Regions from separate parts of the Mus musculus genome. Here region 1 is linked to region 2. A link is a loop called in an ENCODE intact Hi-C map of the cell type or tissue named here. Cell type or tissue: heart. All regions are shown on one strand.

The links. Hi-C counts contacts between places; a loop is a spot of excess contacts. Peaks named below come from ENCODE experiments on the same cell type or tissue, not always from the same donor. Only the 100,000 strongest peaks of a DNase experiment are listed, where the experiment ranks them.
Region 1: a loop joins it to region 2, with 4 times the contacts of the local background. A loop is called at or near these places in 10 of 42 quality-filtered maps.

What each region holds. Positions count from the first base shown.
Region 1 is chr16:36,930,728-36,938,727 of GRCm38, reverse strand. It overlaps Golgb1 (golgi autoantigen, golgin subfamily b, macrogolgin 1), which reads right to left. Exons shown (of 22, transcript NM_030035.1): 21 at 7,064-7,169; 22 at 5,643-6,905. The coding sequence ends at 6,771. Hcls1 (hematopoietic cell specific Lyn substrate 1) reads right to left here and starts at 3,745. Exons shown (of 14, transcript NM_008225.2): 1 at 3,654-3,745; 2 at 1,358-1,441; 3 at 822-895. The coding sequence starts at 1,441. In heart, a CTCF peak has its summit at 3,698; DNase peaks (open chromatin) are centred at 2,727, 3,367, 3,687 and 4,437; H3K27ac peaks cover 608 bases.
Region 2 is chr16:36,870,945-36,878,944 of GRCm38, reverse strand. It overlaps Iqcb1 (IQ calmodulin-binding motif containing 1), which reads right to left. Exons shown (of 15, transcript NM_177128.4): 14 at 7,338-7,494; 15 at 6,226-6,753. The coding sequence ends at 6,524. It also overlaps a transcript of Eaf2 not described here and a transcript of Golgb1 not described here. Among named protein-coding and RNA genes, the nearest start is that of Golgb1, 10 kb to the left of the region's middle. In heart, CTCF peaks have their summits at 1,408 (motif pointing right) and 3,644; a DNase peak (open chromatin) is centred at 3,854; H3K4me3 peaks cover 2,610 bases; H3K27ac peaks cover 1,845 bases.

The sequences.
Region 1 (8,000 bases), 60 kb before region 2:
GGCTACACTGACATAATAATTTCAGAAAAAAAAAGAGAAAGTTCTCTTGAAGATTAAACATCATTTCTAAAATGGTTTTAGTCATCAGCTTCTCCAAATGTCATATTTATTTACATTAATATTAATGGTTCCCAATTTCTATCAAATAGTAGTCAAATGCAAAACTGTGTCTCAAGTCTCTGTACCAGTATGAGAGCTGATATTGTCCTCAACACACCATTTATGCAGGAGTTCCTTTCCTGGACATTTTACTGATGCCTTCCTTTTTTGAGACAGTCTCCTGGCTGGCCTGGAATTTACGATGTAGACCAGACTGCTTTGAAGTCACAGAGACTTGCTTGCTTCAGCCTCCTGAGTGCTGGAATTAAAGGTGTGTATGACCACACCCAGAATTGATGTCTTCTTAGCCCATTGGCAGTCACCCTACACATGTTCTACACTTCTGTAAAAGTTTAGATGAAATGGCATTTGATACATAATTTATAGGGTAGAGATGGGTGATAGCTAGATATATGACAGATAGCCTTATAGAACTTCAGCATTTATGCCCAATTCTCTGCTACCTAATGTCTTATTAAAGGGAGATAGTTGATACTGCCCTGCCCCCCCAAAGTGACAGAGCTGTTATATATAAAAGATACATAATAATATGTGGGTGATGAGAGAGATAAAGTGAAAACACATGGAGCCATAGGAATACTAGGTACACAGAGATTCTAGAAAAAAATAAATAAATGCAAAGATTCGCAGCCATGGCTGTTTCCTTTCTGCACCCCTGAGCCCCAGCCTGCAGGGTTTCCATCAGGGTCTTTGGCACCTACTTGATGTGCTCTGTGCGTCCAGAGCCCTCAATGGTCTTGGCTCCCCACCGTTGCTCCTTCTCGGAGATGTCATTCTACAAGAGACAACAGGCAACAGTGTCAGCGAGAAATGTGCTCTGTTGCAGGGAGCCTCCCAATTGACATGCACATGCTCCGCCTTATGCCCTCTGTATTAGAAGCTTCTTGTCTTTACTTTCACTCATGGCTGCATTTATCTCAAAGCCACATGAAAATTAAAATTAAACCAGTGATCCTAGACATGTCCTTGCTTACTCTGAATCACCCATCCTTTCTTCTTTTGACACACACACACAGTCCTCCAATGGCACTATCAAACGACCCACACCTATCCCCTTCTATGCTCAACATCAGCTAACACACATTCCTACTAATAAAATCTATTCGTTTTGCCAATCCAACCCACCACAAAGACTGTCTTAATCTCAGATAGATCTCTCTAAGCCCAGCCAAAACTCAGAGTGGCTGAGGTGCTCCTGACCACTTCACTGTCCAAGCAAAGCTACTTCCATACTCACCACAAAGTCAGGGTCTGTATCCCAGTCATCACCCTGGGTCTCCACGGAAACCGATACATCATGCCCCACTACAGACTTCCACATCTGAGGGTACCAAATGATGGAAATAATTAGGAGTGAAAAAGAGAATTGAGAGGAAGGTTGGTAAGGATGCTAAAGTTGACTACGTGAGCAATGGAATGTTTCCTTCTGCTCTTTCTCATCTCATTTATCTTAAGATAAATCAGTAGCCCACCCATATATGGAAAAAATTTAGTATAGGTGTAGGTAACACAAGACAACCTCTGTCAAAGTGTTGGGATTGTTCATTATGTCCACAGCTTGTAGGGGTGACCCGTGGTCATACAACACCTACCACAGGACTGCTGTGGCACCTCACTCAGATTTCTCCAGGGCTTCCTTTTTTAGCTGTCAGGACATAAATGAGTCCAGTGTCCCTCCTGTCTATAATCTGCCTAGCTACATTGAAAATGCTCCCTGTCTGTGGAAGACTGCCCCACATTTACTGTAGGACTGACTGGTCACTCACAGCACAGCTGTAGGTCACCAGTGGGACAGACTAGTTGAACTACTCACACTAGCTGAAAGAAGAAAATACCATGGCTTTATTTTTATTATGTAAATGTTCAACTATATCTAAAGACATAAGCATTTACATGTAAAATGTAGCACTCCCTCTTTTTGAAACACTATGTGAGAATTAACAACTAAGTAAACATTACAAAAGTCTTGGGAGAATGCTAGTTTGATTGGGTGTCAATCATTGTCCCACTGGACACTTGTGTTTTATTGAGCCTTGCCAGAAGGGTGTGAGGAAGAACTGTCCGGTCACACTGTGGGTTTTTGAGGAGAGGTAACAAGGGACAACACCCATCTGGTCTGGTAGCTTTTTGGGACTTCCTGGCTCAAAGACTCTGCCTATCCTTCTTTGTCGGGTGCCACCACCACCGAAGAGCTTCCTGGTACTCATTGCTCTCCCAAAGGAGACACCTTTACCCACTCATCCCCAAGGCTCTGCTTATCTAGGCCCCAAGTCTCCACTTTCTATCCCCATCTGGAAGCCTCCATCATTGCCCACATTTTATAATAACCTCTAGAAGATTAGCCCCGAAGACATCTGAGGAAGATAGGTTAAATAAAGATGTGGGAAGGAGTGGTGAGTTACCGTGGCCAGAGTCACTGTGAGCTATTAAGAACATCTGTGCCTCCCCCAGTTGGTATTAGCTACTAACAGGGGGTAAGACACATAAAGAGAACCTATGACCCACAGCTTAAGGCCTCACTTTGACATGTCCTGGCTCTCAGGCTACTCTACCACAGAAGGAAACTGGAAAGGAGAAGTCAAATACATTTATGAGCAATGAGGAAGCAGTGAGGTCCGATGGTCTCATCTTGCCTGATTCTCCAGGTCTCAGTTCATCTCTCCCATCAGCCCCTCATGCTCATGTTTAAGAGCAAAATAACTTACTATTCTTGTACTGTCGATTACTAATCAGGAAAGCTGCTAACTTAAAGTAGGAGGCTGGAGACAGGCAATGAATGCTGGGCATATCCAATACCTGATGACAGGACTGACTTATGGCATCCATAGGTGAGAGATCCATGGACACTGCAGTAATATGACAGCCCCTGTGAGACCCCTGTCTGTCACATGACACAGAGTCTATACTACTTAGTCAGAGACTAGACTAAGCCATCCATCAATATTAACTTCCTTGGGCAAGTCACTGATTGTTGTGATATTGTTTCCCAATGTTAAATAATTAAGGGGTTAACACAGTAGATCCAAAGCTCCCTCTGTAACACTCTGGGATCCCCACAGACATACAAAGTTACACCAGCTGAAGTCATGTTTGCATTTGACTCCTAAAAGCACTTGGCTCAGCACCAGTGTTCATTGGTGGTTAAATCCTGTCCCCTTACATTTCCCATGGGCATTTGTGTCCCTGTGAGGCCATACAAAGGCACACTTTGTCCTCATCTTCCGTGGGTCGCCTTCAGGTTAGCACACTGGGGCAGCCACCCTTTAGAATGGGCTGTGTAGATCATCAAGGGCATACTAGGGCCCAGGGTCCTAGATATGTGCTCAATCATGCTCCCCGAGTGCAGGCCATTTCCTTGTTCCCATCCTCAGATGTTCATTGTCAACCACTGCACACAGTCCTTAGGGCCATCAAGAGTTCAGCATCTATTAGTAAAGACCTCCCTTAACAAGGACTAAGTGCTATGTAGACTTCTTTTCCATACTTCCCTGTGCTCCCAACCCCTCACAAAACCCCCAGCTCAGAGCACCCACCTTTACTGGTTCCTGGTTACGGCTTTTCACATCTACACCAGGCGCCCCCTCCAGCGGCTGCCACTTCAGGGTAAGTAACAGAGCAGCTGCTCCAGTTCCGTTTTCAGGTTTTCTGTCATTTCCTGCCACACTGTCCTCACAGCTACTTCCTGAAGTTTGAGTCAGTTCCTTATACTTTGAGTACTTAGAAGGGTTAAGTGTTTCTGTGTCTAGTATTTTGCAAAGTTTTTCAGGTCACGGGAAAGTTATAAAAATGACCGTGGAGACACATCCCTTATCAGTTAAGACACAATAAGAATGCTGCAGGACTGCTCTGTGTCCTACGAAGGACAGTTGCATCTAAGTAAAAGAATTCAGAACAAGGCAGGTGTGGTAGTGAACTTCTGTGATCCCAGCACTTAGGGGTACCCTGGGCTACAACATTGTTGTAGAAGCCTGGTCTGAGGAAGGAAAAATGTGTGTGTGTGTAGTCTGCAGCAATCAAAAAAAAAAAAAAAAGGCTTAGTGGAAAAATGATCTGTATGTTAATTTTGAAGGGAAGTCTTAAAAACAATTTCTCCTCCTTGCTTTCTGCAGTACCTGAGACTCACACATAACTCACGAGGAAGGGAGAAGGCAGAACGTGGAGGGAGAAAACTCCCTAGCTTGATGGGAGGCTGTGTGGAGTCTGAGCTCACTTACAGAGTTCTGACTACTGGCCTTCTCTAAGCTGGTGAATTGAACTCTGACATACTCTACACTGTCAACATCTGCAGCCCTCCCCTTCTAGCTTCAAGTCAAGACATGCTCAGGTGACTTGTTGAGCCAATGAAATAGACCCTTTCTGATGTGAAGGCCACTGAGAACTTTGCTATGCTTTTACTGGCTGCCTTTCAAATAACCACCTCCCTGCTTCCACCCTCCATTCCTCACCCACCCCCGTCCCAAGCATGGCTCCTCTGGCAGCCTGGAGCACTGACAGGCAATAAAGATAATGAAAATAAAGTTCCAAGGATCTCTGGTTGAAAAATAATCCTACTAAGAACTTGCTTTTGCATCTGAGCCTGGCTCTCCTTATCCCAGTCATCTGTGGACTCTGACTTGCCTGGCTTACAGAGAATGAACCCACAAGGGTCCCAGGTTGGTGAAACTAGACAGAAGGGAACATTCTGTACCAACAGAAAGCATCTAAAGTCACTTCCCAGGGGATTGATTCTAGACTTGGAGCACTTTATTTGTTCTAATAAGGCTATTTATAGTTGAGGAATATGTAGAAAGGGGTAGCCTTAAATTAGGGCTAGACATTGTACCTCACCACACAGCAATGCACAGAACCATAGAACTTCAGCGATGACACCAAGGAAACCCACTTCCCCCTCACAAACACCCCATGTTCATCCCTGAGCAGAACAGTGCTGACATACAGTGAGCGTTGAAGCCAAAGAGAACAGGTTCCCATTAATCCTCTTCTACCCTGTGATACTGGGTCAGCTTTTCCCAAGTGGCAACTTTGTATAAGAGCATGATGTCTACCCAACCCGCATGAGCTATGAAAAGTCTCCTTCTGCACTGTGTTCAAGGAGAGCTTGTTGTTTTAGACACTCTTGCTATGTAGCACAGGCTAGCCTTAACTTACTATGTAGACAAGACTGGCCTTGGACTTATGGTCCTCCTGCCTCAGCCTCCTCAGTGCTGGAATTACAGGCAAGTGCCACCATACTTGGTGGTCCAATACTTTCAGAGTTTTCTCAGAACTATCCACAAGGCTTCACAAATTTACATCCTATGGTTCTGCTCCTTTAACCCAATCTCAGGATGGATTTTCTAATCTGAACCTCATCTCCTTTGGCTCCAGCAGCTGAGGCTAGAAGGATGTTCACAGCCATGTGGTGCTGGCCAGTGAGATGAAGGAGTCTCAGAACTTTCTCCTCCAGTTGCCACTCCTCCATCCCTCCCATAGTGTGCAAACACAGGCATGTAACTTCTGTGCCAACAGATAGTCTCACACAATTCCTTATTCTGAAAATAATTTTATTATTTTACAGTAGTTAAGGTTTTGGGATGTTGTGACTAAAATTTTCATCACCACAGAACAAAGGGCTGATGAGTGAGTCCAGCAGTTCACTCTTCTTTAGGGGGTGAGAACAGGAAGGGAGCACATCATGTCCGTAAAGGGGAGGATCGACACGGTGGGATCCATCCATTCCTGGCCACTGCTCTCAGGTCTGGATCCAGGTGCTTTGCCTTTTCTTTCCACCGCCTCAGCCCTGTGCCCAGTGGTGGGTGACAATGGCGTTGGAGACAGAATAACCAAGGACCAGCACACTGGTGCAGCAGCTCAGTAGTTCTTGAGACTAGTTGTGATGTGGTATTCAGCCCTGACTCCAGTTCACCTTGGCATGGCCCCACTGGCCTCTGGATAGTCTTAGGACCCCTATGGAGGCACATCCAGAAATATAGAATTCGAACCTTGCTGTCTGTCCATTGTCAGTTCTTCCTGCCTTTTGATGCAAGGAAAGGCACTGGCCACTTACTATCTTAGTCTACATGTGACTGAAGGCATAAGCAATGGGGTCCAGTCCTGACGATCCACAGCAACAAACCGTCCCTCCGCTGGCAATGCAACAGGCAGGAAGAAAATGCCTTCCTCCCCGAGATCCAACAACTGAAGTCTGGGAGCCTTCCAGCTCCCACCTGAGTCTCCAAAGACTGCTCACACGCCCACAACTTTGTATTCATCCTGAGGCAGGAGAAAATACAGGCCACAAGACAAAGCCGGTTACCAAGAAAAGTGATACTGGATTCCAAATTACTGTGTTTATTGGAACCATCTTGTTGGCCTGGCTGGGAGGCCTCCCTCAGCATCCTACAAGACCACACAGGATGTGGATCTGCAACATCTGAAGAGCAGTGAGCACAGCACATCTGGGAAGCTGCTCAGACCAAGCACAAGTGTTTAAGGAGAGCGGATGTGGCAGGCTTTAAGGCTCTGCCTGTCCTCACAGCCACCTCTGTTTTCACAGGCACTTTCCAAGAAGAGGTGGAGGGGCTAAAGTGAGAAGGCTGCTGTGGAATCGACAATCCTGACACTAGAGATGAAGGAATTACAAGTTCCAGAGTTGCAGTCAAGTAACAAGTTTATAGGTGACCCGTGAAACACAGAACCAGTAAAACGTGAATCATTAGGAAGTAGATGGCTGCGAGCAGTGGCACTCGGGTTCGAGAATGGCAGAGTGAACGCAGGACCCGCTTCCATCCGGCACCACTCCGGGTCTGAAACGCACAAACAAATAAAACACAGGAAAATCAGAGCTCTTCCCCTTCACCAGCAATCCTGGGAGACAAGTCTCCACAACGGCTGGAAACCTACCCCATTACCCACCTCCACACCGGAAGCCCATTCCCGAGCCCATCCCGTGTCCTCCTCTTACCCTTCGACAGCTATGGCCTGGGAGATCTATCAGCAGCGCCTGCTCCTGAGAGCCACAGGCACCCATGATAGGAGTCCGGGCCGATTCCCATTCACTATGCTCCAACCTGTGTTGAGGAAAAACAGACAACATGGGTCCCCTGCATGCGATTCTTCCCGTCATTCCAGAGAGGTGGCCTAGGGGACTGGCAGCAAAGGCTCTTCCCAGGGTCCTGGCCCTCACAGTAGTAAAGGGACTGCCAATTTAGGATGCTGGCCTGAGTGCTTCCTGCTCAAAGGCTGGTTAGAGTCTTGTCCAGCAGGCAGGAAGCAGAATCCAGTACCTGTTTGTCTTTGACTCCTGTTCCTCATTCCCTCTCTATGCCACACTCGGTCCAGCTCACTCCTTTCTCCTCTCTTCTCTGCCCTTGCTCCTTTTGTTGAGGAAGGGATGTATACAGCCTGGACTAGCCTTGAATTTACAGTTCTGGCTCTGCCTGCCAGGGCTGGCACTACAGGCAGGCACTATCACAACTGGCACCTTTGGTTTTTTGGTTTTTTTTTTCTTTTCCTTTTTTTAAACTTATACTAGGCAAAAGCACTCAAGAAATTCTTTAGGGCTCTTAGAGGCCTTGGCAGCTTCCTGTTTTACTTTCTGTTGATTTGCTTATTACTTCATTTTGGAAATTTTCCCTTAACGAGACACTGCCATCGCTTAGTGGCCTCCGAGGACAACAGGGCAAGGCCACAGCTCATCACTCATCAGCCCCAAACCACACGTCTTCACTGTGAGTGTCTCGTCCCCACAGGGACTCTATCAGCTGAATACGACCTCTGTCTGGGGGCCACTCTCTTCTTCAGCAGAGAGGAAATGCCTTGATCTGAACTGGGTCTTGGTGGCCTATCCTCAGTTTGTCACCTGGCTCTCCTTCCGATCTCCACCAGAAGGAAAGTGGGAG
Region 2 (8,000 bases):
CAAAACATCCATACAAATTAAAATAAAATTTACAATAAAATGCGAGCAAAAAAAATTTTAAAGAAGTTTTTCTCAAAGCCTTCACTGTTTATTGACAATTACTAATTTAAAGATATGTATCTGGTAGGTAGTGTTTCACTAGGAATTATACAAGAAATAGATGGCACATCCCTAGCCACAGAGACCATAGTATAACTTGCACAGGAATAGAAGCAAAAGAGTCAAACAGCACAAATGGGTGCCTCTGTGTACCCACTCCCATTCCTTTCTCTGAAATCTAAATCACATGCCCACAAGTCACTGAGGCATTCATGTTCATCTCATGCATTTTTGATTGGCTCTCTGTGGTTTTAACGTCTTAATTTTCAAAGTGATCTACCACCAGCCTGAAGAGTTAATAGGTCAGTATTGCTACAACAGCTAGAAAATCCGTATCAAGATTAGGATAGACCTTTACAAGCAGAAATAACATTTCATAATACAAAAAACCTGATTTTTACTAACTTAGAAATAAATGGTACCTACAGCATATATACATACCACTGCCTACCAAACAATGCTCCAGGCCTTTACATAGAACTTATTTATCCTCATTGTTTAATTTTATCCAAGGACACTAAGAAGTAGATACAATCAATAGCTCTAATTTTAAGATGAGTAAACTAATATGCAGGGAATTTGTCCAGTGACACAATTCTACAAGTTTCTTGGCTGGTGGTGACACACAAAAGCCACCCCCTTTTTTTTGAGTAACTTCCTCAACCCACTCTTCATCCAGGATGAAAACAGGGATGTGTGTGGGGGGGGGGGTGGGGGGGTACCACATTAATAGTGATGTGGGTGACCTTATTTTTCTAGGTATGTAAGCTAAAATAACGATTCATAACAATTAGTATACCCTCAGGTAACTTATTTTTCCACATACAGGCTCACACAGACATAAGCACACTTGGAAACAAAGATGTCCTCACAGCAGTGTTTGACTGTTCATGATCACAAACAACCTAAATGCCCATCAGGGGAGGACTGCTAACTGTATTTCCTTTTTTAATTTCTACAAGGTAAGGCTGTATAGCTGCCTGAAAGAGTAGGGTAGTGTTTTATTCTCATGTTCACTGAAAATGCTCAATATAGATTGAATGTGCTATGTCAAAATTTTTGGTTTCAGATTTTGAAACACGTTGGATTTTGGAGTATTTATACACATATGAAAGAGTCATGTTGGGAACAGGAACTAAGTTGAGACACAAAAAATCATTTAAACTCCATATATATTTTACACAAAGAGACTGACAGCAATTTTACATAGTATTTTTAATAATTTGTGCATGAAGTTTCATGGCAATGAACTTTCTTTTTTATTTTATTTATTTATTTACTTTATGTGCATAAAATGTTCTCTAGGCATGTACAGGTACACGCCAGAAGGGGGCATCAGAACCCATTACGGGTGGCTGTGAGCTAAGGTAGTTGCTGAGAAATGAACTCAGAACTTTCTACTGTTAGCATATGAATACTCATAATACTTTATATTGAGCCCTTCATGATTCAGACGTTCATCTCAGAGCTGCTGTATAATATTAAGTGGCAAAAGGATGTATTATGACTTGCGGGGGCGGGGGAGTATGTACTACTGGCCTTTGGAATGTGTCTTAGGGACAAATGATTTCCAGAATTTCTGGAGTGGGGAATGGAGAGAGGCAAGTAGACAGAATTGTGCTTTGCATTATACCCTTTGGTTCTGGATTTCCATTGATCAAGAGCACATATAACTGAGCCAGGCAGAGGCAACGCTTGTCTCTAATCCAGCACCTGGGAAGCAGAGGCATGGGTATCTGTTTGAGGCCAGCCCGGTCTATAGAGCCAGTTCCAGGGCAGCCAGGGCTATCTGGAACTATTGAAAACACAAACACAAACAAAAACAACAAAAAAAGCAACCCTAAAGTACCTAAAATAAGAAAGAGGATTTCTCATTCTCTTCATTACTTCATAAAGTAGTCTTCATTAAGGGTTGGGGATGTAGCTTGGTATCAGAGTGCTTGCCTCACATGCATAAGGCTCTGAGTGTAGTCCAGTCTGGGTTGTTACTAACAGGCAGTATGTAATGCGCATCAATGTGTCACAAATAATTTATTGCTAGTAGGTAACCAAGAGAAGTTAATGATATATTTTATAAATAAGCATAGTCTCAACATCTCTTTAATCCAAATGGGCTGAGGTGCTGGGAACAAGAGAGTTAAAGGGAAAATCTTCTAAAGATGATTACTTTTAGAAAGGACTATATTCCAGTAGAATGGGAACCCCATTCCCACCCCCCCCCAAATCGTGGAAATCCTCAGAAATGTTGACCATCATCGTGAGAAACCAAGAGGCACATTTTATGTGATCTTCAAATTCCGTCGTGACCGTTGTAGACAGATTTTTTTTTTAATTTTTCATTTAATTCTCTAGTATTTTTGTATATTTTATAATCTGTGGTGTATTTTCAGAGATATTGTTACACTATCCAAATTAACATAAAATTTACTTAATCAATATACTTAGGAATACATTCAAGATATTTTACCTGTAGCATATGCAATTAAGAATGTTCAGAAACTACTTCTGTAGTTAAACAAATGTTAAAGCACAGTGAGGACGGAAGCATCAAACAGTCCTACCAGGATCAAGGAAGTAAAGGCCGTGTAACCAACACCAATGCTTCAGGCCAGGGCCTTCTGGAAGTAAGAGACCTACCATTTGGCTATACTTTTAACCTCTAAAATTTTTTAGTTGTCCTCATTTTTTTTTCTCCCGTGTCTACTCCAAGTCGTCTCATTTTTCTAACAGAACATTTCCTGAATCTGACCCTTTACGGTCATTCCGATCATCCAAACCCTATTTACTCATGTTTCTAGAAAGGCCTCCACACTTTGTTATAAACTCTTGCACAGTCCATCTTGCTCAAATCTGGAAATCCATTCCTTTAATGGAGAGCTTCCAACTATCTCTAAAAGTCAACGTGTTTATCCATGATTTTAAATATCTGTTCCACTCCCAAAACTGTCCTCTCCTCACAGACCAACTGCGGGGCTTTAAATAAACCAGGCAAATATTTCCTTCAATCGCCCTGAGGCTCGTCCTCCTGTTCTCATTCCTGCTGCGCAACAACAAACCCATGCCACAAGGCCACACCAAGGGTTTTTTTTTTTCCTCCAGAACTCCCTTCAACATTCCCTTCCTTCTGGATCATCTCTCCGTCATCTTCCTAACCCAACAGCAGGATCATTCGTGGGCCTCGACTGCGGTAACGGCGACAGCGGAACACTAAGTTTGTTCAGGGCTGGGGCGAGCACAGGGCTGGGGCAGGTTGCCTCTAGCGTCCCCGGCTCGGTGCCCAGGCTGGCTTGCCCAGGCCGCTCGGACACAGGGCCGTCCGTGCACGTAGGGCTGACCAGCTCGCCCGCCTCCGGGGCTCCCCGGGGAGGAACGACCCTGCCGGCAGACTGACTGGGTGTCTGTGTCCCCGGGCCGAGTACGGCGGCGGGCACTGGGCGACCACCTAGGGCGGGCGGGTGAAGGCGGCGGAGCCCGGAGGTGAGGGGCGGGGCGGCCGGCTGAGCCGTGTCCCGAGCCCCTTGGCCCGGGGCTCGCAGCAGAGCCGTTGCGGAGCTCCCCGCGGAGCCTGCGGCTCCCACTCACCTGCAGGCGGCCGTCCCAGCCAACTCCGGACGCCCCCCGCCCAATCGAAGCCACGTCAGCTCGGTAACCCAAGCACGGCGCCACCGTCGACGCGCCCCTGGGAGTCAGCCACTCGCCGTGAGACGGAAGGCTGAATCAAGGCGTCGACCTATCGGAGCGGTGCTCAGGGCGTTGCTATGGGAACCAGGCACGCCTTGTTTGTAACTAACTGCGTTACACTGACAGAAACCAACCAATGCCCTAAAGCCTTCCACTTCCTCAAAGACGGAGCCAATGGATTCTAAGAAGGACGTGCCGGGTGGAATCACATGGTGGGATGTGACCCGGAAGAAGATCCAAGGAGGCCTGAAAACACCGAAAGGGGTGGGCTTTCGGCAAAGATCAGGTGTTTGCTGTATGGGTTGGAAGTTCCGGTTTACCCTAATTTCTCATCTCGCGCTGTTCCCACTAAGGACTATGGCCTCGGCTTCTGAGGAGACTTTGGACTAGGGGCGCCAGCTGCTAGTATTTGCGATTTTGTGAGAACCAACCCGGAGTAGAGCCTGAAACTTGGTCCTTCCGATGGGGGAGAAAGCGATTTAGTAACGGAACTCCGATTTCAACCTGACGTCACAGGACATCACTCAGGATGTGAGGGTAAGAGACAGTATTTAAGAGTTGAAACGTTCCCCTAAGGAATTGGCTCTTCAGCTGGGATAAGCAAACAGATTTAAGGGCTCGGGCTCTGTGAGGAGTCAGTGAGAAAGAAGCTCCAACAAGAGACAGAAAAGCGATTTACGGGGGCGGGGGGGGGGCGGTGAGGAGGGAGGAAGGGAAGAGAGGAGGGGAGTCATTCTTTTTTAATGATGTCACCATCGGTAAATTTCCCAGGATATATAATCAATCCCTCACCTATATACATGAAAGCAACCCTAATTAAACTCAATGTATTTATTTTTCTTTTAGTGACATAAAAGTGGGGGTGGAGTGCTGGGAGAGTTTTCTAGAGGGACTGAGGAAAATAAGAGTGTTCATGATCAAAATGCATACATGTGTGAACTGTCAAAGAATAAAACCATGTAACAAAAGAAATGGTCTCACTCTTCTGATTTTCTGTTACCCAGTTCCCTCTCAAGGCCTTCCTTCATCTTCCCCTACACCAAATATAGACATCCCAAGACTTCCAATGTTGTGCCAAGAAGCATTTGTGAACCCCAAAAGACCACCAAGGAGCCGTTTCTAATGTAATCACATTAGGGTCTCTTTATTACAAACTCGAGTTTGGGCTTACTCACCACCGGCCCACAGGACGGTTTGGTGAGGCAGCGCAAAACTCTCACTGGGACAGGGTTTATAGGAAATGGAAGTAAGTGAGGGAGGGTCCAGCCTTGCAAGCATGCAATTGTCTATTGTAAGCCGACAGGTAGGTGCTCTGAAGCAAGACCGTATACAACCACTAAAGGTCTGAAAGTATATCTGAAACAATCAGACTAACCTTTGATTATCTGTTGCTAGGAAGTAGCTAGGGGGTAACTGGCTAAGGACAAGCCATTCGGTCCTTCCTGGTACTTAGGTGCAACTTGTGTTCGGGTGGGGGCCAAGTTTTTCCTTTTAAGATGGAGGCAGGTTCCAAGATGTTTGGCCTCTCACTAATTTGTCTTCCAGATAACATATTTTATTTTCAACTTAACATTTATTCAAATATTTGTCAAATGTAAATTGCATGTAACTATCACATATATATTTGTATATATATGAAAAAGTATATCATATATACCACAAGTATAATATACACCAATAAATCACAAGTTAGAAAAAGAAATGGCCAATTAAAGGCTTTTTTTTTTTTTATTGAAAAGCAGTGTATGAGGGCTAGAAAGATGGCTCAGTAGTTAAGAGCACTTGCTCTTACAGAGGACTCACTGGGTTCCCAGTCCCAATATCTGGTGCCTCATAGCTACCAGTAACTCAAGCTCAAACAACCCCTTATATTTTGAGTAAATACCCCCACATAGACACACACACACACGCTCACAAACAAGCAGTAATTGAACATACTTTCCATTTCACCATTTTAAAAAGGAAATAAGCAAAGCAGTGGTCAGGTATGGTGGTACATGCCTGTAATCACAGCACTAAGAGGAAGCAGCAGGTAGAACTGTGAGGTCTAGTTAATTCCAGGCCAGCCAGAGCTATATAGTGAGACTTTTTTTTAAAAAAACAAAAGCATTATTTTTACTATTATATATGAAATATAAACTACTGTTTCTTTCTCTTCTCCCGTCTTTCTTAATGTAATGCTATTTAATTGATCAATTATTTTTCTAAACTTTGTCAAGGTCAAAACCATAAAGGCAGTGGTGGCACATGCTTTCAATCCCAGCACCTGGGAGGCAGAGGCAGGCGGATCTCCAGGAATTCAAGGCCAAAGGCCTACAGAGCCAGAGTTCTAGGACAGAGAACCCATCTCAAAAATAAATAAATATTATTTTTATATTATATATATATGACTATTAATAAGAAATTCTGAATAGCAAATGTAAAACATTGAAATAACATGACAACTTTTTTAGAAACACTATTTATTTTAAAACAAAACCAAAACAACTTTTAGTTAGAAAACAGATATATTAACAATAAAATTTCACATTGAGTTCTCTCCCACAATTAAAGCTCACAGACAGGGCATAGAGACAGGGGAAAGAATTGAGAGTGAGGTAGGCAATGCTTTGCTTTTTGCTTCCAAGTGTTGCATGAAGATGATGCTCTGGAAAGCCACTGGCATAGCCCTAGTCTTCCTGCATGCCAGAGGCAAAACTAACAATCTCTTAAAAGGTAAGATTGCCAGCTTTCACAGTACTCTCTAGGGAGGTTTGGTTCCACCGATAAATAACATTCCTAAATCTATACTAAGCTCATCCTTTGGAACATCAACCTCATCCCCTGGTTCTTCTCCAAGCTTCTTCCACCAGGGTGCTTGTATGTGCTTCAGGGTGGTAAGATGGGCCTGCTTGGCCTTGGCTGCCACAGGCCTAGATCTACTTAGGAATTGCTCGGGTTCCTTTCCTTCTGCCTCCTTCAGACTTGGTGCCTCTGCAGCAAACAGAAAGGAAATGGGTTAGTGGAAAGTATGCCAGGCAAGCAGCAACTTGGAAACAGCAGAGCTGTTTATAGTCAGGACAGGACAGGGTTCTAACTGAATATGCTGTCACTGCTAACTATGAAGGTAGGTTTCTAGTGAAGTTACAGATGTGGGTGATAGCAACAACCCCAATCCCTGGCAACTTCCAGCTTTAAAAGAAAAATGATAAATTGTGTTAGATAGCCTAAAGAGAGAAACTTCGATAAAAATTTATTAATCGTTATTTTTGACAAGTTCATTGTACGTAACTACTGTTATTATCTAATTCTAAAATACAAAAACATTTTTTAAAAGTTGGGAAAATGTGTCTAGAAGATTATAACTTCTTTGAAATTAGTAATTTTGATGAAGCTGAAATATTTGAATTTATAACAAGCACAAACAGAAGGTATAGAGTTGAAAACTGGGATGATGTAAGACTTCCCGAGGACCTGAATAAAGACTACTTGTGGCACTTTTCTTCTAAAGAGTTTGGATGCCACATCTCTTGCAAGGGGTATTCCATTTATGAAACAAGGATGGAGGTAGAGCATACTCATCAGCTGTTCAATATTGGTGCTGATCTGAGCCATCAAAGCTTCTCTGTGTTGCTGGGCTCGCTCTTCTATGGCTCTTCCCATAAAATAGTGCTGAAGTCGTTCTTGTGCTTGTGCATGGAGCTCTCTGCTGGCCGCCTCTGACATCTGAGAGCACTGGAAACATAGGACAGAAAACTTGTCATAAAGACATTATGTATCAAAATATGCTTTACCTACCCACCATAGCAGAGCTAGAATTTTAGCAATCTCCCATTTTATCAATAGAATCTTATAGCTCTTATCTAACTTGTACACTGGTGCAAGTATTAAATTATCTTTAAAAACCACATAAGTTGTGAGTATTCATGCCTGTAATCTTAACACAGGAGCAGAAACAGGACAATCTTAAGCCTAGGATCAATCTGGGCTATATAGTGACACCTTGTCTCAAAAAACCTAAAAGAGAAATGAACAAGTATGCAAACAACCTAACAACAGGAACAAGAAAGAATCCATTAAATCAACAAAGCAGATTTTAAACAAAAGTAACTTATACCCTAACTTTATATAATGATATAGATGGACAAGTTTCTTTTTGAAAAATTTTAAATTTAATTTTGTATGTATGAGTTTTGCCTGCATGTATGAATGTGCATCACATGTGTGTGCATGTATGAATG